2 separate regions of the Homo sapiens genome follow, and region 2 is linked to region 1. Evidence: read pairs that join two places in POLR2A ChIA-PET (ENCODE). Cell type or tissue: GM12878. All regions are shown on one strand. Links, peaks and the distances in the headings refer to the core of each region. The heading gives the core; the rest is flanking DNA. Region 1 has its middle 130 kb from the start of GRPR. Region 2 has its middle 7.2 kb from the start of GRPR.

Region 1 (12,033 bases), core at 4,823-7,322:
TATAAGGGCAGAGCCCTCATGACTTAATCACTTCCCCAAAGGCCCCACCTCTTAATATCACCACCCTGGGGTTTACGTTCCAACATATGAATTTTATAAAGACACCTGTATTCAAATTTTATAGCACACATTATATCTGGTTTTCTTTCCGATGTCTCCTTTCACAAGTATTCTTTTCCATATTTCAAAGGAAGTCATATTTCTCTGGATTCTCAAATCTTACTGTGCCTTGCCCCAGAGTATAAAAACTTCAAGGGTGCCAAACAAACAAACAAAAAAAATAGTTTTAAACTATCAGTGTTTCCAAAGCTCATTTATTCAAATGACCATAAACTCACAGTAGGACTTCTCTCTTTCCTGTCTTATGTGTATTTGTATTAAATGAGAAGCACAGAACTTTTGTTGGGGTGTACTATAATGAAAAGTATTCTAGCATGGGAAGGGATTATTGGGATTGATAACTAACAATTTTCACTCAGCAATTCCATCTCTTAGTTCTGTCAACTGTTGTAAAATAACATATTGCTCCTGAGAATAAGTCCCTTGAGACTGTTGTTGAACAAGGTTGTTGAACGATGTTGAATCACTATCTTATGATTCCATGTATTTACAAAAGATCCAAACTCAAAAAAAAACTCCTCATTTTTTAAATGAGGAAAGCTAAGGATATTAGTGAAAAGACACTTTCATCAAAGTTGTCTTTGGAAAACTTACACATATTAGTTTTCCTCTGTTGAAAATACTGTATGATTCCAGGTGCATAGTTCATTCTTTTCACAATATTTATTGAGTAGCTTCTATTTTCCAGGTACTGTTTTAGATTCTCAGATGCAATGGTGACTAAAATTAACAAACGTTCATACTGTCATAGAACTTACAGAGACAATAGATAAACAAAATGAGTAAACGGTATATAGTATATTACAGAGTCATATGTGTGTAGAGAACAAGATAAGAGGGAAGAAGGACAAGGAATGCAACGGAACATTGGGAATTTTAAATAAGGTGTTCAGGGATGGTTCCATTTAGAAGATAACATTTATGCAAAATTAGAAGGAGATGAGGGAGCAAGATTTGTAGATATTTGGGGAGAAAGTATATTAAGCAGAAGGGAAAGCCCATGCAAAGGCCCTGGGGCAAAGTATGCTTGGCCAGCTCAAGGAATGGCAAAAAGGCCAGTGTGGAGAAAAGTAAATGAGAGGAAAAGTGGAAGAACGAGAGGTGAGAGGTATAGTGCACTTCTAGACCATGTGGAACCTTATAGGCTACTGCAAGGATTTTAACTTTTACTCTGGGTGAGGATTTTTTGTAGTGACACAATTTGACTTATGTTAAAAGGCACACCAGCTACTGTATTTTGAGAATATACTACAAGAAGCCAGAGCAGAGACAAAAAGTCCAGTAAGGCAGTTACTGCAATAATGAGAAAAGAGAAAGAGACCATGGATGTTTGGTGCAAGATGATAGCCAAGGAGGTGATAAGAAAAGGTGAGATTCATGACATATTCTGAAGGTCAAGCCCATAGGATATGCTGATGTATTGGATGCATGGTGTGAGAGAGAATAGCCATATATCTTAGAAAAAATTAAATTCATGGTTAAAAACTTTTCCAGAAAGGAAACTCCAGACTTAGATAATTTCACTAGTAAACTCAATCAGATGTTTATGGAAAAAAATCACATGAATCTTATCAAACCCCCCATCTTCAGAAAATAAAGAATGAGAGACCACCACCCAATTTATTTTGTGTGGCCAGTATCACCTTAATTTTAAAACCTGATAAAGGCAGTCCAAGGAAGAATTTCACAGACTAACATCCTTCATGAATATAGATGCAAAAAAATTAACAAAATATAGCAAATTGAATTCAATAATATATAAAAAGGATAATACATGATGACCAAATAGAGTTTATCTTAGGAATGCAAGGTCGTTTAACATTTAAAGATCAATGAACGTAACCCACCATATAATCAGAATAAGGGAGAAAAACTATATGATAATTAGAATAAATGTAGAAAAAAATTCAACACTACTCATCATACAAACTGTTAGCAAACTAAGAAGAAAAGGGAACTTTTTGAATGTGATAAAAAAAATGTTTAAACCTACAGCTAACTTCATATTCAATGGTGAAAGTCTAAATGTTATCTCCTAGGACTATTAAAAGGCAAGGTTACCCCCTGTCATCATTTCTATTCATTATTGTGCAGGAGGTCCTAACCAGTTCAGTACAGCAAAATGAAGAATAAAAAGAAATAAAAGGCAAAAGGAATGAAAAAGAAAAAGTAAAATTATCTATATTTGCTGATGATATGGTTATTTACACGCAAAGGTCAAAAGAATCTACAAAACAAATGCTAGAAGTAATATGCGAATTTACTAAAGTTGCAGGATACAAAGTTAATATAAAAAAACAATTAGGATCACAAACAACTAGAAAATGAAATTTAAAAACTGATTCCATTTATAGCATCAAAAATCATGAAATAATTCAAACATGTAACATAATGTAATATATAATATGTATATAACATAACATATATACCTATAATATAATGTATAACATAATAAACATAACGAAATATTTCTAAGACCTCTACACTAAAAAGACAAAGCATTGCTAAGAGAAATTAAAGATCTAAATAAATGTAGAAATATACCATTTCATAGATTGAAAGACTCAATATTATTAAGATGGCAGTGCTCTCAGAAACTGATCTGTAGAAACAATGCAATTCCAATAAAAAACTCTCAGCAATTTTTGTAGAAATTGATCTATTAAGTCTAAAATTACATGGAAAATCAAGGGACATAGAATGGCCAAAACGATTTTCAAAAAAAGGAACAAAGTTAAGAACTTATACTACCTGGCTTTATGACTTAGTATAAAACACTACAGTTATCAAGACAGTGTGGTACTGGCTTAATAATTGAATCAATAGAACAGAATAAAGCCCAAAAAATGACCCCCAATTATAGTGTCTTAGTCCATTATATGTTGCTATAACAGAATGCCACAGACTGACTGATTTATAAACAACAGAAATTCATTTGGCTCATGATTCTGGAGACTGGCAAATCCAAGGTCAAGAGACCTGCATCTGGCAAGCGCCTTCAAGCTGCATCATCCCATAGCAGAAGGCAGCAGGGCAAGAGAGCACGTAAGGGAGAGGGAAGGGAGAGGGAAGGGAGAGGGAAGGGAGAGGGAAGGGAGAGGGACAAACTCATCTTTTTATCAGGAACTCACTTGCATGATAACTAACCCGCTCCCACAATAACATCATTAATCCATTCATGAGGGCATAGCCCTCATGACCTAATCACCTCTTAAAGGTCCCACCTTCCAACACTATTGCATTGGGGATTAAGTTTCCAATACATAAACTTTGGGGAACACATTCAAACCTTAGCATATAGTCATCTGATTTTTTTATAATGATGCCAAAGAATTCCAATAGGAAAAAAATAGTCTTTTCAATAAATGATAATGGAATAACTGGATATCCATATGGAAGGGGAAATTAAGAAGAACACCAGTCCCTACCACAGACCTTAAACAAAAACTAATTTGAGATAGATCCTAGATCTAAATGTAAAAGAAAGGCTAAAGCTTCAGAAAATATATATCTGACAAAGGACTGATCTCTAGAATATATAAAGAACATCTAAAATTTAATAATAAATATATATATATATATACACAAAGGTAAATATTTGCTTAGACACTTCACAGAAGAACACATACTAATGACCAAAAAGCATATGAAAAGTACTTGACATCATTAGTCATCAAGGAAATGGAAATTTAAAAACAATGAAATAATACATATCCACTGATATGGCTAAAATTAAAAAGACTGACAACACCAAATGTTGACAACAATTTGGGACAATCAGGATTCTCATATATTGTTGATGTGGCTGCAAAACTGTATAAGTCCTTTATCAAAAGATCTGGCAGTTTCTTATAAAACTAAATGTACACACACACTATGATCCAGCAATTCCTTCCAGGTATTGCTCAAGAGAAATGAAAATATATATCTACATAAAGACTTGTACACACATGTTCACAGCAGCTTTATTTTTAGTAGTTAAAACTTGAAATAGCCCAGGTGTCCATCAATAAAATAATGGACAAGTGAACTGTTTATTCATATAATGGAATACAGCTCATCAATAGAAGAATTGAGCTACTAATATACAGTACAACATCCATGAATTTCAAAAACATACTGAGTGAAAGAAGTCTCACATAAGAGTACATATTGTGTGATTGCATTCATATAAAGTTCTAGAATGAGCAAATCTCATCTATAGTGAAAAGTAATCAGAACACTGATTTCCTGTTGAAGGGAAGAGTGAGATGTGGGGACAGGGTTTGCCTGGGAAGGAACATGAATGAACTTTCTGGAGTGATGGCAATGTTCTGTATCTTGATGGGGATTTGTATTTGTCAAAACTCAGTGGATGTGTACTTAAGATCTGTGCATTTCATTGTATGTTAATTTTACATCAAAAGAAAAATCTTAGACAAATACTGAACTCTAATTGGTAATATGCATGCCAAAGTGTACAGAGGAAGTGTACAGATGTCTTCAATTTACTTTGAAATGCATTAAAAAATGAAATGGGCCAGGTGCAGTGGCTCATGATTGTAATCCCAGCATTTTGGGAGGCTGAGGCAGGAGGCTCGCTTGAGGCCAAGAGTTTGAGGCCAGCCTGTGCAACACAGTGAGACCCCGTCTGTTATCTTTAAAAAATAATAATAATAAAATGGGTTGATATAGGTGATAAAATAAGTATATTAAAGTACAAATGGTAGAATCTAGGTAGTGGTATACAAATATTCACAATAAAATTCAACTTTGCTGATGTTTGAACATTTTCATAATAAAGTAATTTTAAAAATTAAAAGTACATACATAGCATTATTGACATCCCTTCAAGACAACTAAAAGACTTTTTTTCCAAGTACGATACAATATTTGTATATTGATCTGAAGCTCAACATAAAATAATTAGGCAAGTCTGATTCATCAGGCACTCATTAATTCATTCAAACATTTAACAGTTATTTATTGAACATCTATTACCTGCCAGGCACTTGAAAGAAAGCAAAAATGCAGATGAGTCCACTCAATAAATAATTATCTATTTTCACCCATAGTAACTGACTTGGAAAGGAATGCTATGGGGCACCAACATATGATGAGAAAGTCTTTCATTCACAGTTATTTTTAATGTTTTTAATGCCATATTTTGCTCATTAAATAAGCTACTTTCAACATGGAAAGTCAATAATTTTAAATTAGAAATAATTACACAAATGCTGATGTCAACTTTAAATTGTTTCTTGAATATATTTTCAGCCTTGGAATCAGAGAAATTTAGACTTCAGAAAAGAGAGGGCCTCACAAACACACATGTGATTTTTAAAACGGTATTATGCTGACAGATCAAGAGAGCTCTAAATGTCATTTCCTCACAAGAAGCTATTATGAACCGTGCTTGAACAGGGCTGGAGGACCTAGCAACAGAAGGGAGAAAAGGTTTCCAAGCTGAAAAAGCTGCTTGTTTCAGAGCTAAATCTTAAATTGCCACGCCTCAAGGTCTTGACCAGGAAAATGATAGCCATCCAGTGCCTCAACCTAATAACAGGTCTTGTTTCCTTGAATGACATTGGGTTTATTAGATAGACATTTTTAAACATAGGATTTTTCCGTGTAATTCAAGTTACATCTTGAGGTGGAGCACAAACGCTGTATTTCTGTATATAAATATATTCTGGTCTATGAATCTATCGCTTCTCTCAGACACAAAAGCAAGGTTTTAAGATGGGAATCAGAAATAATCCCAGTTACATACTGTTCTAATTCACATTACACCACTAAATGTGACTCTGAGTAATTTAAATGTTAGAATGCATGGTTGAACAGCGAGACAGAGGCTGAGAATTTGCCAACCAGAAAATTCGAAACCGTGCCTGATGCTCACTCTCAAGCAGCACTGGATGCCTTGAAATGCACTTGGGCTTCATGACTCACTTCCCTTTCTTTTTCCCTGGGGATTATCCTACTTCCTGTTTTGTCCAAACTAGCCATCAAAGCTTCTATTATTTGAAAGCCTTGCTAAAACATCTTCTTTTCCTTCAAGGTCCTGGAATTTTACCATCATCTTCCCTTTAATCCCTCCTCTCTTTCCCAAGTATAAGGGTAGCTTTGAAGAGGGAAAAAGTCACAAAAAGGGCTATTTTGTAGATATAAATGGAACTGGGGAGAAACACTTGTCAGCATTTGCTTCAGAGGAGAGGAAGGCGTGGGGGGAGTAACATTTGTGAATTCTCTAAATTTGAACTTTGACTATTTTTGTCTCATAGGGACTGAAGCCACCTCCTTCTCTCCCTGATGCTTCTACAAAACACTACTCACTATCTACAGTAAGAGCCCTGAAATCAGCTTCTCTCTCACTCAGTTAAAAAGTTCACTATATAGAGAGTTCTGTGCCCCAATCACCACCGCCCCCAATGCAACACAGAGGAGAGAGAGAGAGAGAGAGAGAGAGAGATGTTTTTCCTATATTTGTCCCAAGGGCCTTACCACATCACTGGTTTAGCATGTGAGTAGAAACCATAAACTAAGGAGATGTTATTCCATGAGACAGAAGCAAAAATCAGGCTCAGAACTTACAAGCTCCACTTATCTTAATGTGGTTCTTAAATCTCTATCTGGCATGGTAGCTCACAAAATCTTGAGGCTGTGTCTCAAGTCATAGTACAACAGGACACAGGACAAATACCCTTTATCCCTACCAATTCCCACCCTACAATTCACATTCTAAAACTGACCCAGGCAACTGGTCCTTATTTTATCCACTGCTCTCATTTCTCCAGATGGCTCTCTTGAAATTCCCTTAACAGGGAGAAAGTGTTTCTCCTATTCAGTATTGCCTCAAAGCATTTGTGGACTAAATTCACTAACTTTCTCTTCAATCTTAATTCAGCTATTAAGCCAATCCAAACCTCTTTATATTATTGCTGGTCTTCGCTTACTCCACTGTTTCCTCCCAAACCATTCTTAGTGTCTTTCCAATGTTTACATATTATCTGATTTCTATTCTTTTTGTAGCACCTCAAAAGCCATAGTCAGAACTCACTTTGGAAATACATAGGTTTTTCTCAGCCACTGCTCAATGAAAAAAAAAAAAAGATTAAATTCTTCCTTCACTATTGGTTGAAAATTCAAGAGACAACATATGTTTTTACAAACAATACTTTCATCTCAATTGCTGCTTTAATAAGAATTCCTTTGGGGCTCGAGTGACCAAAACCCAGTTCAAATTTACTTAAACCCAAGAAGCAGTTTTTTGGCTTTTTTCATTGAAAAATCCAACAGTCATCTAGCAGAAACCCAGAAATGAATCTCTTTCCATTTCCTGGCTCTCTCTTCTTCTATGCTGGTTTTATTCTGTCTAGTAGCTCCCTCTCTCCTGCCCCAACAAATCATGACAAAAATGATCACCAACAGCTATGGAATCAAATCTTACCTGCTTAGCCCTACCGTGTGAAAAAGACATATTTCCAATAGCCCAGGAAAAGGCTCAAATAAAGTAATAGAGATCAGCAGGCAAGGGGTACCTGTGGTCCCCATGCCCTGGACAATAGTCTAACCCTCTGAATTTCCTCACTGGGCACCAGCAGAACAGCTGATCTTTAAGTCAGACCAGGGAGAGCACTGCAGCTAGAAGGGTAGCCATTTTAAAGACATCAGCTCTAATTTCCTGTGGATCCCAGTTTATCCCACCAGCCTGCTTTTAGGAAGGCACAAGAAGATCCTGCTGTTCCAGCAATGGGCAGATTCCAATTGAGGACTCTAGGGATGAACCCTCACACTGGTGAAACCGAAGGGACATTCGGTGCAAACAACTGTGACCTTCTGAAAACAATGCCCTCTCCTTTGTTCTCTAACCCAGAGGAGTGGGTAGCCATGAAGAATTCAAACAAAGTAAAAATGGCTGTGTGCAGGCCCCAGGGAACTTGCAGTTCTCCTAGGTTACACCATGCAAGCAGTCAGAGAGACAAGGGACCCACACAAGATCATCTGGAGTGAGGTTTGGTGATGGCAGAAACTATTTATTTAATTCAAATCTCTCTAAGTATATTAAATAGACCCTAGCAACTTTTATGGTTTAAGTTCTAAAGTCCTAAATCGATTTTTTTGTGATTTTCATTTAAACCTAGGATGTTGGTTTTAAAATAATTATCGCTGAAGTTTTATTAAAATAATGCAGCTGTAAGTAAGGAGCATTACTTTCAAGACCTCTATTTGAAATGAAATGAACACTTTCTAGATTTTAATGCATCATAACCCACCAATTTCATAAAATTGCATCCACTTTTCAAAGCTTATATTGCCCCATGGAAGCAGTGCTTCGAAAAAGGATGAAGTATTTGATTCTCTAATGTCTCCATTTAGCCAATTATAGGAGGGTTTTCATATATCACCCCCTTAAAAATATTATAAAAGCACTTTCTAGCATGGTTCTAGTGTGGATGGGAAATGTTAAAGACATTAATTTCATTGAACTGCAGGAAAATTTGAGATTAGAAGATAATAAGATAAAAAAAAGAAACATTTTCCTACTGCTTAACATGGGCTCAATCGTGTTGGAACAGCTAAAATTCTGACAAAAAAGGATAACTTCTGTTTTTAAGACAAGCTACCTATAAAGTGAAGGTAATTATTGTAGAGGTGGAAGACAGTATTCACTTCAAATAAGATACAGATACTAACCAAGTTTTATATATATTGAGATATTTGTATCAGAGAGACCATTAAAAACTCAATATTTCTAAAGAGTGAGAGTAGACAAACGTCTAAATTTCACCTATTTTCATTTTGAAGAGCTTCATACTTAATAAATCCAGAAAAGGTAGAGATTGATGAAAAGGTAAAATGTTGATGTCAACAAGAATTGTTAGTATGTAAGATGGAGAAGATGAAAATAAAGATAAGATTCTAAATTCTTTTATTTCCCAAAAATATTTCCTCTATCCTTCCTAAACACTGGTTTCATGTCTGTATCTAACAATGTGATAGCCAGTCTCTGAAATGATGCCCCAATAATCTCTGTCTCCTGGATCATGCCCTTTTTTACTCCCCTCGAACACTGAATAGGGCTGATGTGTCAGTCAACAAGATACTGCAGAAATGATGGAGTATGACATTGAAAGCTTGAGTCATAAAGACACGTGGCTTCTGTCTTCTCTCTCTTGGATCACTCACTCTGGGGAAATCCAGCTGTCATGACACTCAAGCCACAATTTGAGAAGCCCATGTGGCAAGGAACTGAGGCCTCTTGCCAACAGCCACATGAGTGAACCATCTTGTAAGTGAATCTTCTAGCCACAGTCAAACCCTCAGATGACTGTGGCCCCAACTGACATCTTGACTGAAATCTTATGAGAGACCCTGAGCCAGAACTACACAGATAAGATGCTCCTAAATTCTCAATCCACAGAAATTATGAGATAATAAATGTTTGTTGTTTTAAGTCACTAAGTTTTACAGTAATTTGTTACGCATAATAAAAAAGCAATACAGAGGATTTCAGTATAGTTTATGTCTACAAATGGCATAGAAATATTTAATTTAAATCAATTGATGAATTGTTAACTAGAATGCCTGTCTTTCTGTCCAGGCATCTTTGATGGTTGCCACATAGGACTCCAGCTTGTAAAATTCCTTTCAAGAATAGTTACAACCTCAAAAATAAAAATAAAAATTATTTGATAACCCTTCACAGAACATTCAAATTATTTTATTATCACAAATAGCACGTTAGTGAGAGGTTTTCTTATAGCTGGGCTAAGCATTCTTAGTTCTTGATGATAAAATTTAGGAGGTTCATTTTCTGTTTATGCAGGAAACACTATTTCCTGAAAATTGTCTGGAAAAGAACTTAGGGCACTTGCTGATAGTGGTGGCAGAATAGTCATTAAAGATCATATGGAACTGACAAAAATTTTCATTTTCTTTGATTATTGTGAATTCAATCAGAAGAAATTCAGTAAAACAGTTGAATCCAAGCAAAGACTTTCAAACCCCTAAATTAAGCATGGCTCTGTGGCAAATAAAGAAGAAATATAAAACAGAGTCTCAATGAATAGGTGGAACACAGGGAACTTTTAGGGCAGTGAAACTATTCTGTATGAATATATATTCTGACTACAATGGTAGATACTTGTCATATATTTGTCAAAGCTCACAGAACATACAACACAAAGAGTGGTACCTATTGTAAAATACAGACTTTGGGTGATGTGTAAAGGCTGGTTTATCTATTGTAAGAAATGTACCCCACTGGTGAGGATATTGATGGTGGAGGGCAATGGGAAGGGAGAGAAAGGGTACACGGCAACTCTGTAATTTCTGCTCAATTTTGCTGTGAACCTAAAACTGCTGTAAAAAATAGTCTATTAAGGGGTGGGGGTTACAGAAAAGTCTCTGCCATCCAGGAAACTTAATTATTTGTTCAACAAATAGTCACTTGGTTGTTCCTTTATTATCCTTTCACTTTCCACCTTTCTGTGTCTTTATGCTTTATATGTGTCTCTTATGAACAGCATATAGTTAAATTTTGTCTTTTTATCTAACCTAAGAGGCTCTGTCTTTAATGAGGACTGTTGAATCAGTCCTATCCAAATATATATTCCTATATTTATTGTCACTATAGGTATATGTGGAGTTCTTTTCCCTATTTTGAGTTTTTTATCTGCCTATCTTTGTCTTTGCTTCTTTTTTCCCTCTTTTTCTATTTTCCACTTACTTGAAAGATACACATCATATTTCTACTGTTTTGGTAAAGGATTTTCATATATCTACTTGACTTTACTATTTGGAGTACAATCACATGTTTAGACTCCTCCTGAACATTTCAAGGTACTTAGAACCCTTTAACCCCACATAGACCCATCCCCAATATTCCATGACAGGTCATATAATGTTTAATACCTCTTTATTTTGGACCCCATCTCCTCCTCCCAAATAGTCATTATTGCTCTTTTTATTGTAAGATTTTTTTAATGGTCATTGGTTATTGAAATTTGCCAAGCTGTTTACCAATTTCTTTGCTAAACGTGGCTTCTTAGATACTGATCCTTCTTTTTAGGTCTGATTTCCTTCTTATAAACATATATTCTTTAGTATTAAGGGTTTGTGAACAGTTCAAGGGTTTGTGAACTCTCAGACTTTATTGGGGAAAATCTTTATTTCACCTTTAGTCTTTATAGATAGTAGTGTTATTTTCATAAGGATTTTCCTGCCAGTCATTTGATTGCTCTTCCTTAATTGACACTATTTCTTTGATATTTAATTCTCCCTCATCCTTTTAATTTTCTCCTTCCTGAATTCACACTGGCATATGTTGAGCATTCTTATTCTTTCATTTTTTTAATCTATGTGAGCAGAATTCTGGGTAAGTATTCAAATCCGTATTTCAATTCCCTAATTATTTCTTTAATTATGTCTTAGTCCCAGCTACTTGGGATGCTGAGGCAGGAGAATAACTTGAAGTCAGGGGTTCGAAGCTGCAGTGCAGGGATGATCTTTCCTGTGAATAGCCACTGCAGTCCAGCCCAGGCAACATAGCAAGACTCTGCTGCTCCATCAAAAAAAAAAAAAAAACAAATCAAATAAAAATTAGCATGTTACCCCATTTGTGATTTGAAAACATAATACAAAGGTAAAATGACATTCTCTAGGTACCTGCAGTCAATTCAAAATTTTCACTATGACTCTTTAACCATTATTTTGCCATGTTGAAGTTTGTAAAAATAAACCCTTAACCTGCGTTTGTTTCTGAATCCCATGCTGTAATTTATAAAGTTTACAAAGTATAGAAGCTCCAGTGGGAAAATTCATGTAAATAAAATAGCTTGATATTTTTAACTGCTGTAATTTGGGAAATGTTATTCTTTAAAAAAAAAAAATCTTTCTCCCTTCAGAAAAATAACATGTTTTCTAAATACA
Region 2 (12,033 bases), core at 3,860-6,359, 130 kb before region 1:
TGAGGCTGCTGCCATGCTTTCTATGTAAATATGAAAGGCTCAGCGCCCCTCTCTGCCAGCAGGAGGGAGACTGATGCTGCATGGCTAGAGGTGGAAGAGCTTCTCGGCAGAGATCAGTAGCACCAGTAACCAGCCAATAGCCATGAGCCCAGTGGTGTTGATTAGTTGCCAGCAATATAGCTTAATGATACAGTACACAGGCTCTGCTTCAATCCTGGCTCCCTCATTTATAATTATGGCAAGTTACTTAGTGTCTTAAGCTTCAGGTTCCTCATCTGCAGGGTGAGGAGAACTTATGAAGTTAGATGAAATGATTCATGTTAAGATTGCATAGTATTTGGCACATAGTAAGTGCTCAATTAATATTAGCACTTATTATTATTATCATTATTAGATTGAGGGGGAAAGGCTTACTTTGGAAAAGCCCAATGAGTTCAGAAGAGTGATTGACCTCAGATCAATAGGCAAGCACTCATACGAGTGAATTAGCAACTCCTTTATTTACTTGAAAAAAATTTATCAAACATCTACCAGTTGCCAGGCACTGAGCAAGAGGCTGAGAAAAATAGCATGAAGATGTGTACTCTCACAGCTCTTTAGACCCCAACCCCTCTCTGGAGTGAAGCAACTACCTTTTCTCCAGAAAAGACGATATCTTTAAAGGTTAAGTGTTGACAAGGTCTTTTGAATGAAGAAAATCATATGTGCCTAGGATCAAGGCATAAAGGAAAGAGCATGACATTGAGCAGAGGGACATCTATAAATCCAGAGGGTCACCCAGATTGGAAGACAGGGGTGGAAAAAGAACAGCGTGAAATGCAGCTAGAAGCAGGTTTGGGTGAGATTGTGATGGATCTTGTATTCTTGCTAAGAAGTTTGGTCTAAAAGGCATATTTTTGGTTCACAAAGAGAACTTCTGGATGTTGTTTCCCTTTATTTCTTTAGACACCCCTGTGTGCTGAGTCAGCCTCACTACTTAAATCTAATTGGGTGGTTAGTGTTTCTTCCAATGTAAGTTAAGGGGATGCTGATAGATATTGATTTCTCATAGCTGGTGTTAGCATTATGTGTTCCACAGCACTATAGATTCTTCTAATGGTATTTTAGGAGTAAAGGTGCGTTGAGGTTTGACATCTAATATTTTCGGGGATCAAGGATGCTTTAAAAAGCTAATTCGGGCCAGGTGCGGTGGCTCACGCATGTAATCCCAGCACTTTGGGAGGCCGAGGCGGGTGGATCATGAGGTCAGGAGATCGAGACCATCCTGGCTAACACAGTGAAACCCCGTCTGTACTAAAAATACAAAAAATTAACCAAGCGTGGTGATGGGCACCTGTAGTCCCAGCTACTTGGGAGGCTGAGGCAGGAGAATGGCGTGAACCCAGGAGGCAGAGCTTGCAGTGAGCCGAGATCGTGCCACTGCACTCCAGCCTGTGCGACAGAGCAAGACTCCCTCTCAAAAAAAAAAAAAAAAAAAAAAAAGCTAATTCCATAATTTCTATGTCATTTCAACTAATTAACTATAATGACTCTTTCCATCCCTACCATTATGTGTCACCTTCCGGCAGAGCCGGAACACCAAACACCAAACGTATTCAGACATTTGCTTAGCTTTTTATTTACTGGTGAACATGAGATGCCTCTGACATGTGAACATGACATGGAACAAATGTAATATAAAATCTCTGTCCCCAGGGAGTCCAATTTCTGAATAGAATTGGAGTATGACTCAGCATCTTTTCTTATGTGTTGGGACAGGGTTGTCACTTCTGTTTCTATTTCAGTCAATAGAGTCACCTTTTTCATCTTTCCAAAAGACTGGATTTTCTGTGGGGCTCTAACATGAGGTGGGCAACAGTGACTTGATAGAATTTAGGAGAACAGGTAGATTCAATGGGACCACAGAGTGTGGAGACAAAGCCTCTTCCCACTGGCTATGAGCAAGGTCAAAAGGGAAGCTTCTGGAGGGAAAGGCTGAATTTGGCTTCAGGCATATTGAGTTTGCTAGATGAACAAGGGAATGTAAGAAAGCCAATGGAAAATGAGAGGTGAAGTCTGAAAGCATAGAAGTAAATAATTAAGAGGACTGGTTGAGAACTAGAACCCTGAATGCCAAATAGTTTAAATGTACAGTAAAAGAATCACAGAGAATCAAGTGAAGTTAGGCTTTGAGAAGAAGATTATGTGGTAAAAGTCAGTGAAGACTAAGCGTGATTTCAATATTAGATTTGTGACAGCACCACGGAGAAGCTGCTCAAAAGACTGCAGCAACTCTTGCTTGAGAAGAATCAGAGATGTCAAATTTTAGTACTGCAGCAGGAACAAAAGAGGCAGATGACTCTATCCAGATCCTGTAATGCTGGGATCGTTTCAAGTTCCCTTTTCTTTTCTCAACATTCTGTGACTTTTTATGGGGCTTAAAAACTTAGAAGAAAGATGAGAGGAGTCTTCTGGAAGGAAAAAATGAATTGGGTTTCATTTTGAGTCACATGAAACTGCAGAAGTAAATGTAGATGCCAAGAGAAAGCCTAAAGAGGAAGACGAAATTCTCAGACACATCTGAGGCTAGGAGAACACCTGGTGTGGTGGTTAAAATATATTCGCCAGTTCTCAGTACTCTTTGCTTCAAGAGATGTAGATTAATTTAACCCCCACCTCCACCCCTTAAGTGTGAGCTTTACTTAGTGACTTGCTTCTAACAAATAGAATGACACAGCAGGAATAGTGTGTAACTTCCAAGACTAGATGATAAGGGACATTGCAGCTTCCTCTTTGCACTCTCTCCTTGGATCACTTGCTCTGAAGGAAATCAGCAGCCATGTCATGAGGATACTCAAGTGACCTTATGGACAGATCCACATGGGGAGGAACTGAAACCTCCTGTCCAGAGCTATGTGAGTCAGTCATTTTGGAAATGGATCATCCATCCCCAGTCAAGCCTTCACATAACTGCAGCCCCAGCTGACTCTCTGACTGCAGCTTCATGAAAGACCCTGAGCCAGAATCACCCAGCCAAGCCACTGTTAAATTCCTGATCCACAGAGACCATGAGTTAATAAATGTTTGTTGTTTTAACCCATTGTTTTATGGTAATTTGTTATGCACCCACAGGTAACACCTGGTAAGTAGAATGGATGGAGAAGAGGAAGAAAAGAAAACCACCCCAAAGACAAAAGAAAACAGAAGAGGAAGACCAGAAAAGGCAAGTGCTATAAACCTGAGTTAAACCTGGAGTGGTCATACAGGGTGTGAGGGAAGGAAAGTATGGTCAAATCTAGAAAGGTTGTGCACACTGAAATTCATTTGTCATTCTGCAACACCAAAGTTTCTTATCTGGATCAAAATATGTATTTTTAAAATATTGTAAATGAACTGAACTTTCTTGCTCAGCCACCATATACCTGGAAATTAGACCGTTTATATTTCATTTCTGCATCTGCTCAGTGAACTTGGACAAGTAAAATAAATTCAATGAACATTATTTGTTACTGAACTGTTCTGTGCTATGGATTCTCCATTCATAAAGTACAGGAACATTTTCCCCTTGCCTATGCCCCAGGACAACTTGATGCATTAGCACCACCAGGAGCATGGAAGGCAAATGAGAGTGGTACTGTTTCTCTACCCTCAGCCATCTGTTTCTAGCCTTTTCTTCCTCTCCCCTGAGAGGGTTCGATCAGCACAGTCCTAGACTCCCTGAAATACATTCCTATATTATTTCCATCTCTAATAACAGATGTCTGAAAAGAAAACATGTTGCTGGCATGGATTCCTCTTTAAATGTTAGATTTTGAAATGTCTTTCAGTTTATGGAAAAGTCACAAAGACGGTACAAAGAGTTCCTGTATGCCCCTCACGTAGCTTCCTCTATTATTAAAATGTTACAAAATGAAGAAATTAGCATTGATATAACACTATTATCTAAACTACATATTTTATTCAAACTTCACCAGTCTTTCCATTACTGTCATTTTCTGTTCCAGGGTCCAATCCAAGATACTATATTGCATGTAATCAACATGATTCCTTAGCTCCTCCTAGCTGCGACAGTTTCTCAGACTTTCCTGTTTTTCCTGACCTTGATATTTTTGAAGAATATTGGTCAGGTATTTTGTAGAATGTCCCTTCATTGGGGTTTGCCTGGTATATTTTCATGACTTGACTAGGGATATAAATTTGGGGGAGAAAAACCATAAGAGGTAAGGCACCCTTCTCATCACTTCCTATCAGGGAGTATGTATTAGTTGCTACTGTAACAAATTACCCCAAGCTTAGTGGCTTAAAACAAGAAAAATGTATTCTCTTACAACTCTGGAGACCAGAAGTCAGAAATGAGCCTTACAGGGCTAAATTCAGAGTGTTGGCAGGGCAGGCTCCTTCTGGAGGTCCTATGGAGAATTGTTCCTTGCTTCTTCCAGCTGCTGGTGGTTCCCAGTATTCTTTGGCTTGTGGCCACATCACTCCAATCTCTGCTTCTGTTGTCAAATTGCCTTTTCTTCTGCAGTCAAATCTCCCACTGCCTCCCACTTATAAGAGCCCTTGTGGTATAATGGGCCCATCTGGATAATCAGGACAATCTTCCCATCTCTAGATCCTTAATTTAATTTTGTCTGCAATGTCCCTTTTGCCATATAAGGGAACATATTCACAGGTTCTGGGGATTAGGGGGTGGATATCTTTGGGAGCCATTATTTAGCATACTACAGGGTACACGATTATCCATATGATTTATCGGTGGTGAGGTTAACCTGAGGTTATCAGTGGTGAGGTTGATTAAGGTGGTATCTGCTAGGATTTCTCCACTGTAAAGTTGTATTTGGGGTGATAGATTTTTTTTCATTGCTAAAAGTATGATTTTACTCACAGCTAAATAAGTAATAATGTTGACATTTTGTAGCCATTTGACACCATTCTTTTTTTTTTTTTTTTTTTTTTTTTTTTTGAGACAAAGTCTCACTCTGTTGCCAGGCTGGAGTGCAGTGGCACGATCTCGGCTCACTGCAACCCAAGCGATTCCTCTGCCTCAGCCTCCCGAGTAGCTGGTACTACAGGTGTGTGCCAACAGGCCCAGCTAATTTTTTTTTTTTTTTTTTTTTTTTTTTGCATTTTAGTAGAGATGGAGTTTCACCATGTTGGCCAGGATGGTCTCGATCTCCTGACTTCGTGAGCCATCTGCCTCGGCCTCCCAAAGTGCAGGGATTACAGGCGTGAGCCACCACGCCCAGCCATTTATATTAAGTTCCTTTCCCAGCCAGCCCAAGCTCTAGGTCCCAGAAATACAAAAATTAGCAAACAATGGTTCCTGCCCTCAAGTAGCTAATTGCCTAACTAGGAAGAATGTTTTCAATGTATTGAAAGAAAGCTATTTTGTAACAGAAACCAGCATTGTTTTTAAACAATGGAACCTGCTCCAGCAGAATTTCACATACTGCAGAATTTAAGCTTCTGATTCCCCACCACAAGATATCAGAGGCTGAATTCTATTCAAACTGCTTATTAGCTGCCTGCCTTTGATGAAGTTACTTTTAAACTCTATGCTTCCATTTTTTTCATATATAAAATCTGGAACCTGCTTCAGCAAGGACCTTTGATTGTACAGTAGGTTTCTGGTCATATAAAAATGGAAACTAATGTTCTTAGAGTTTCCAAAGTATGATTGGACTTTCTGTGACTATTTTCCACTTTTATATGCTCTCTTGGATTCTCTTCTCAAAGGTGTTATCATCTCATGGGCAAACCAATAAAAATGCCATCAGGTTTCTCATGAGCAGTCTGGCTTTTATTTTTGTTTCCAGCCAGCTTTATGGGACAAAATGGCCGGGATGCACCCCCAGACTATGGGTGCTCATGCAACTAAAATGAATCCAAACCTCACATTTCACCTTTTGTCTTTGGTCGTAAAATAACACACCATGTTCTTCTCTAAGGAAGATGCTAGAAAACAGGCTTATCCGTAGATTTTTCTCCAAGCGCCACTATGGCACTTCAAACTCAGAGTGGTTCCATGGGAACTCTCACTCAATATAAAAACCCTGTTATTTTTACTGCTTGAAGGAGGCTCACCTTAAATTAACTCCAAGTCATGTCTGAAATATATATCCCATACCAAGTTCTTCAAGTCAAATACTCTTGAAATGGAACAGCTGAGAAATACACAGGGAATTTATCATTCACAAACTGCAGAATTTAAGCATCTGATTGCCCCACAACAAGGTATCCGAGGCTGAATTCTATTCAAATTGCTTATTAGCTGCCTGCCTTTGATGAAGTTACTTTTAAACTCTACTCTTCCATTTTTTCATATATATAAAAGGGATTTAAATGACACTAGGGTTCTCCTTCTTAGCTCACAGAGATTGTTGCAAGATTCAAATGAGATAACACATACGAAGGCATTTAAAAAGATGTAAGGTCCTAAACAATTTTAAGTGACTTTGTAGTAAATTATCACATTTTTTAGGTGTGATAACCATATTGTAGTTGTGTTTTTAAAAGTCCTTATCTTTTAAAGCACGGGTGAGCATGCTTTTTCTTAAGGGGCCAAATAGTAAATATTTTAGGCTTTGTGGACCACAGTGTGCCTGTCCCTGCTGGGAAAGCAGCCAATAGACAGTAGGTAAATGAATGGGTGTGACTTTGTTCTAATAAACTTTATTTGCAAAATAGGAGGTTAGCCCACAGGCCAGAGTTTGCTGATTCTGTTTCAGGAAAACTTGCTGAAATATTTATGGATAAAATGACATGATAGCCAGGATTTGCTTCAAAATCATATGGAAAGTAGAGAAGTGGGTAGGGACAAAAATGAAACAGGATTGGCCCTGAGTTGATACTTGCTGAAGACAGGTGAAAAGTATGTGGGTGCCCATGTTATGCATCTGTCTATTTTTGTATATATTTTAAATTCTGCACTATAAAAAGTTTTTACAACGTCTAATAAATGTAATTAATTATTAACATGGTTAATAATGCCAACAAAGTAACTATTCACATATCTTTGAGGTCTTGGCTGGGTGGTGCAAAGTGAAACTCTTCCCTGAAAGGGTGGTAGTATCATTCCAGCCATTCAGATATGCATTTCCTCTCCTCCACATCAATCAACCTGGAGGTCCAAGATTGAAGTGCCATGAAATGCACATGACTTAGAATGGAATTTGTTTCAGAGTAGCTAGTGGATTGTCAGTGCAGGAAAATGACTCTTCGACGCAGTAGGGAAGTAGACTGATTTGCTGTTTTTACTGACCACCCCAATCTTTCCTCATTCCTCCCCGTGGGCATATTAGTGTATTTTAAATTCTGCTAGTGTCCCACAGCAACCAAATATATATCCAGATAGATAATGAGTATTACAGGATCTGTGGAAAGGGGTGAGGACAGAGGATATAATAATAGAGCCAATATTGATTCCAGATGCTTTACGTGTGTTCTCTCATGGAATCCTTACAACCACCCTATGATATAGGACTATTTACATTCCTTTTACAGATGAGAAAATGAGGCATAGAAAGGGCAAGCACCTCGCCTGCAGTTACATGGTTAAGAAGCGTGTTTCTGTAATTGGGTGCGTAACCACTAGACCACATCATCTCTCAGGGGACAAGGGAGAGAACTAGAGGGATAGTTATGACTCAGAGTTCTCCTGGGAGGTGAAATGGACAAATAGGAAAATGAAGAAAAAAGTGCACTGAAACAAGTAGAAACTAGGGATAAAGAATTAGGGAGCTGAAAGACTGGTGGAAAAAAACCAATAAGGAGAATCCAGCAGCTGTGGTTTCTATTTCTTTCTCGGCAACGGTATCTTGTGTTTTTTGTTTTTGGGTTTTTTTTTTTTTTTCGCCTCTAGAGAAATAAACAGGATGCTCAGTTCCTGTCTCATGTCTATAGTCACATTTCTTTAATATCAAAATAATTTAAGATGTGGAATAGAGAAAAGCAGAAACTCACTAGTTCCTAATGATGACAGGTCCTCAACTGTACTTCCTCTTTCAATAAACAAGATAAAACATCCTCATGGAAACATGAAGCAAATTATGCAATGTTTTACTGAAAACACTGCTAGGCTTCAGGGTGACTCTTAGCAATAATGAAAATGCCCCCATTTCTGATCCCATGGCAAAGAGGCTTCTCACAGGATTAGAGCAAGGCTTGCTAAGTTGTATTTCATCTCCTTCTAGTGCACCCCACTCCCTGTCCTAACCCCACTTCTATATCCCTTCACCAGCAGTGAAGTGCCACCTTTCAAAATGAAGAGCTAATTTGCTATGTTGGAATTAGAGACTTCACTCTAGTCATCCAAAAGTGTTCATTCCTCTTCCTTCACTTGTAAACTCTCCTTCTGATGATTATGATTAATAATAGTCTTCCTCTTTGGGTTTTGTACCATGAGAAGAACTTACCAACACACATTTGATTTCCTTAATCAAAGGCCTAAAAGTGTGGAAATACTGCCTTTGAAAAGAGATTGACCAGACCCCCCAGGCTATAAGGCTGACTTAAGGGTGAAGCCTCATTATGTCCATAGCAAAGAAAGCCTGGTTGCCAAGCATACAAAAATTTTTTAAAAAATAGAAAGTTAATAACTCTGAGTAGGTTACAACAGGCTATGATGTTTATAGGTTTCTGAAGCATTTTGATTGAGATTCAGTGACTTCAACTGGTCGGGGAGGCAGAACTCAATAATTTTTTTTAACTTTCAATTAAATTGTTGAGGTAAAAACAATCAGAGCAGAAAAAGAATGAGGAGAGGCTTTTGTTACTAGGCAATCCAGAAGCAACATAAACTGTACTCTGGAAGAAAAATGCTTTTTACCCTTTCTCAGAAACTAGGACACACGAAAAGTAGTACCAAAGTTTTTCCTTAGATATAGCTACTGCCAAACCTAACATGGGCACATTCACCCCTTAAATTCTCACTCCAAAATCCAGGTTTATTCAAGAGTGTTTGTATGTGAGAACATGTATTTGTAGAAGGGTAGGAGTTAGAATTAGCATTTGCTGAGTATTCACTATGTGCCAGGCACTATTCTAAATGCTTTATAGCTCTTTAGATTTTGAACCCTATTAGGAAGGTACTATTATTAATCCCATTTTAAGAATGAGGAAACCAAGCTCCAGCGAGGTTTTATAATTCACCCAAGATGACACAATTAGTCAATGCTAAAGCCTGGTTTCAAACTCAGGCAATCTGGCACAGATTTCATGCTCTTAATACCATTCTAGTTCCATGCAATTTCTGAATAAGAATTTTTGCTATCTGAAATCAGATATTTTTAAAATTTCAAATAGATTCCCCCACCCCTTCATAGCTGAGAAAACTGAGATGCACAGAGGTTAAGAGACTGTCACAGTACAATATTTATTTTTATCTACATTCTTATTGCATTTTTGTCATCCCAGTTTCTACGACATGCAATATCTTTTAATCATATTATAGAGCTTCTGGAATGCAAAGACCTTGTCTTATTTATCTTCACATAAACCTAATTTTAATACTTCTCTTATAGAGTATGACAAATTGTGAAAATGTACACACATTCTGCATCACTGTATCCACACTTGCTTGAAATAAGACCTTGATGCTCTTCCCATTAAAATGTAGAGACTAACTCTCTATTTATTCTGGCCTTTATGACATTTTTTCCCCAGAAAAATGCACTAGAAATAGCCTTGTGCCAGCTATAACCTAGGTCTCAAGAATCCTAGCATGCTTAATTTTGCCACCACCTTGTGGTTGAACACAGGCTAGCCTGCTGGAGGATGAGAGGCCACATGAAGTAATAGCAAGCGATCACATCTGAGGTTATAAACACCAAACGTCCCTCAGCTATCCCAATCACTAACTATAGATGCATGAATGGGTCCAACTGAGACTCACTGAGAACCACCACCTAAGTCCAACCCAAATTTCTGACTCACAGAATTGAAAGCTAAATAAATCATTGTTGTGTCAAGCCACTAAAAAGAGAGAAAGAGACTGTTACAGTAAACTAATGTTGAGTGATGGTCGGAAACCAGGTCTCCTGATAGTTTACATATTTCTCTCCTTCCACCCCGCCGGCCATAAAGCTCTCTAAAGAGACATTTCATCAGAAGAACTATGGCATCCACAAAGATGCACCACTCAGATCTCCCATCAAGAAAAAACACGTTGTTAGCAGCAAAGAGTACAGTTTGCTAAGAACCTCCAGCTAGTCAGTGCCTTTTAAATCCACCTGAACTCTCTAGCTGAAGCCATGCTCTTCCAAGGCAGCCCTCAGCCAAAGACTCAGCATGGCAGAAGACCTACAACCTGGTCATTTCTGCCCAACGGGAGACTCTTCTAATGGGCAATCTTTGCTACAGAGCTTCCCATTGGGTTGGTGGAGACTTTGTCAGAGCTGCTTCGTTGTCCAAGGCTCTCCCTAGCCAAATCTGCTTCATAACCCTTTTATCTTTCACAGTTATCACCTGTGCAACATACCGCTTTCTTACCTAATTCTAATTCAGTTTCTGCTTTCCAGGGAGGACCTACCTGGCACAGGAATAAAATCTACTTTGCTGATACTTCTAACATTGAAGGTGGAGGAAAATAATCAAATTTCAAGGCCAATCATTTGAACAATGTCTTTGCTCCTCCCTTGTCTTTCTTGTATGTGAGGTCTCTCAGTACAGATGATCCCTGACTTAAGATGGTTCGACTTAACAACTTTTTTACTTTACGATGCTGCAAAAACAATATGCGTTCAGTAGAAACCACACCTCCAGTACCTATACAGCCATTCTCTTTTTAACTTTCAGCATGATATTCAATAAATTACATGAGCTACTCGACACTTTGTTATAAAATAGGCTTTGTGTTAGATGATTTTTCCCAGCTATAGGCTAATGAAAGTGTTCTGAGCACGTTCAAGATAGGCTAGACTAAAGCTATGATGTTCAGTAAGCTAGGAGTATTTAATGTATTTTTCACTTAATGATATTTTCAACTTAAGATGGGTTTATCAGGAAGTAACCCCATAGTAAGTTAAAGAGCATCTCTATTAAGGTAAAACATTCGTGTTTTCAATAGCCTCTTCCATGAAGGTGATTCTCAAGTTAATATTCCCCTTTAAGAAATTCCTAAGACAATCATCCAGGCGCGATGGCTCACACCTGTAATCCCAGCACTTTGAGAGGCCAAGGTGAGTGGATCACTTGAGGTCAGGAGTTGGAGACCAGCCTGGCCAACATGGTGAAACCCTGTCTCTACTAAAAATACAAAAGTTAGCGGGTGTGGTGGCACACGCCTGTAGTCCCAGCTACTTGGGAGACTGAGGCAGGAGAATCTCTTGAACCCAGGAGGCAGAGGTTGCAGTGAGCCAAGATTGTGCTACTGTACTCCAGCCTGGGCAACAAAGTGAGAACCTGTCTCAAAAAAAAAAAAAAAGAAAAGAAAAAAGAAAAGAAAAGAAAAGAAAGAAAGAAGAGAAAAGAAATTCCTAAGACAATCAAAAATGTAGTGAATGCAGCCACACAGAAGTGCTTGTTATTTTTAGGTAGGCTCTTTTACTGCCCTATAATTTTTTCTCACATGCTGCTTGAAATGCCCTAAATATTCTTCACTCTCTCCTTCAGCTGGCAAGCTTCTCATTGTTTTATGCCAAGCTGAAATGTCACTCTTCTACAAAGCCTTCCTAGAGTTCTTCAGACAAAATTGTCCCATCGCATCACAACCACCATCGTGATCTTTTTTTTCCATCATGATCATTATTATCACTATTGACATCTACTGAATATTAATGACAGGTCTTGGCTTAAAGCTACATGTGAATTATTTATTTGATCCTTACAGCAACACAATGAAGTAGGTAGTATAATTGCATCCATTTCACAGATGAGGCATCAGAGGTACAGAGAGGTTAAAAGTCACATATCTAAAACGGAATAGGGCTGGGATGCAAACTCAGCCTATCTCTTAAGTACAATGCTATGGAATATGCTGTATCTGAAAACAGCAGGCCATGTTCTTTTCTTTTCCTAGACACCTCTTCTTAAGAAGTGAATGACTTGCAGTTAAAT

Evidence for each region. Peaks named below come from ENCODE experiments on the same cell type or tissue, not always from the same donor. Only the 100,000 strongest peaks of a DNase experiment are listed, where the experiment ranks them.
Region 2: POLR2A ChIA-PET joins it to region 1 with 8 read pairs; 2 of 35 experiments call an interaction of 5 or more read pairs at or near these places.

The regions. Positions count from the first base shown.
Region 1 is chrX:15,983,414-15,995,446 of GRCh38, reverse strand. No RefSeq gene overlaps it. Among named protein-coding and RNA genes, the nearest start is that of GRPR, 130 kb to the left of the region's middle. In GM12878, for the core only: no CTCF peak of the experiment used is centred there; a DNase peak (open chromatin) is centred at 5,975.
Region 2 is chrX:16,110,323-16,122,355 of GRCh38, reverse strand. No RefSeq gene overlaps it. Among named protein-coding and RNA genes, the nearest start is that of GRPR, 7.2 kb to the left of the region's middle. RefSeq lists an enhancer at 2,408-2,547. In GM12878, for the core only: no CTCF peak of the experiment used is centred there; no DNase peak of the experiment used is centred there.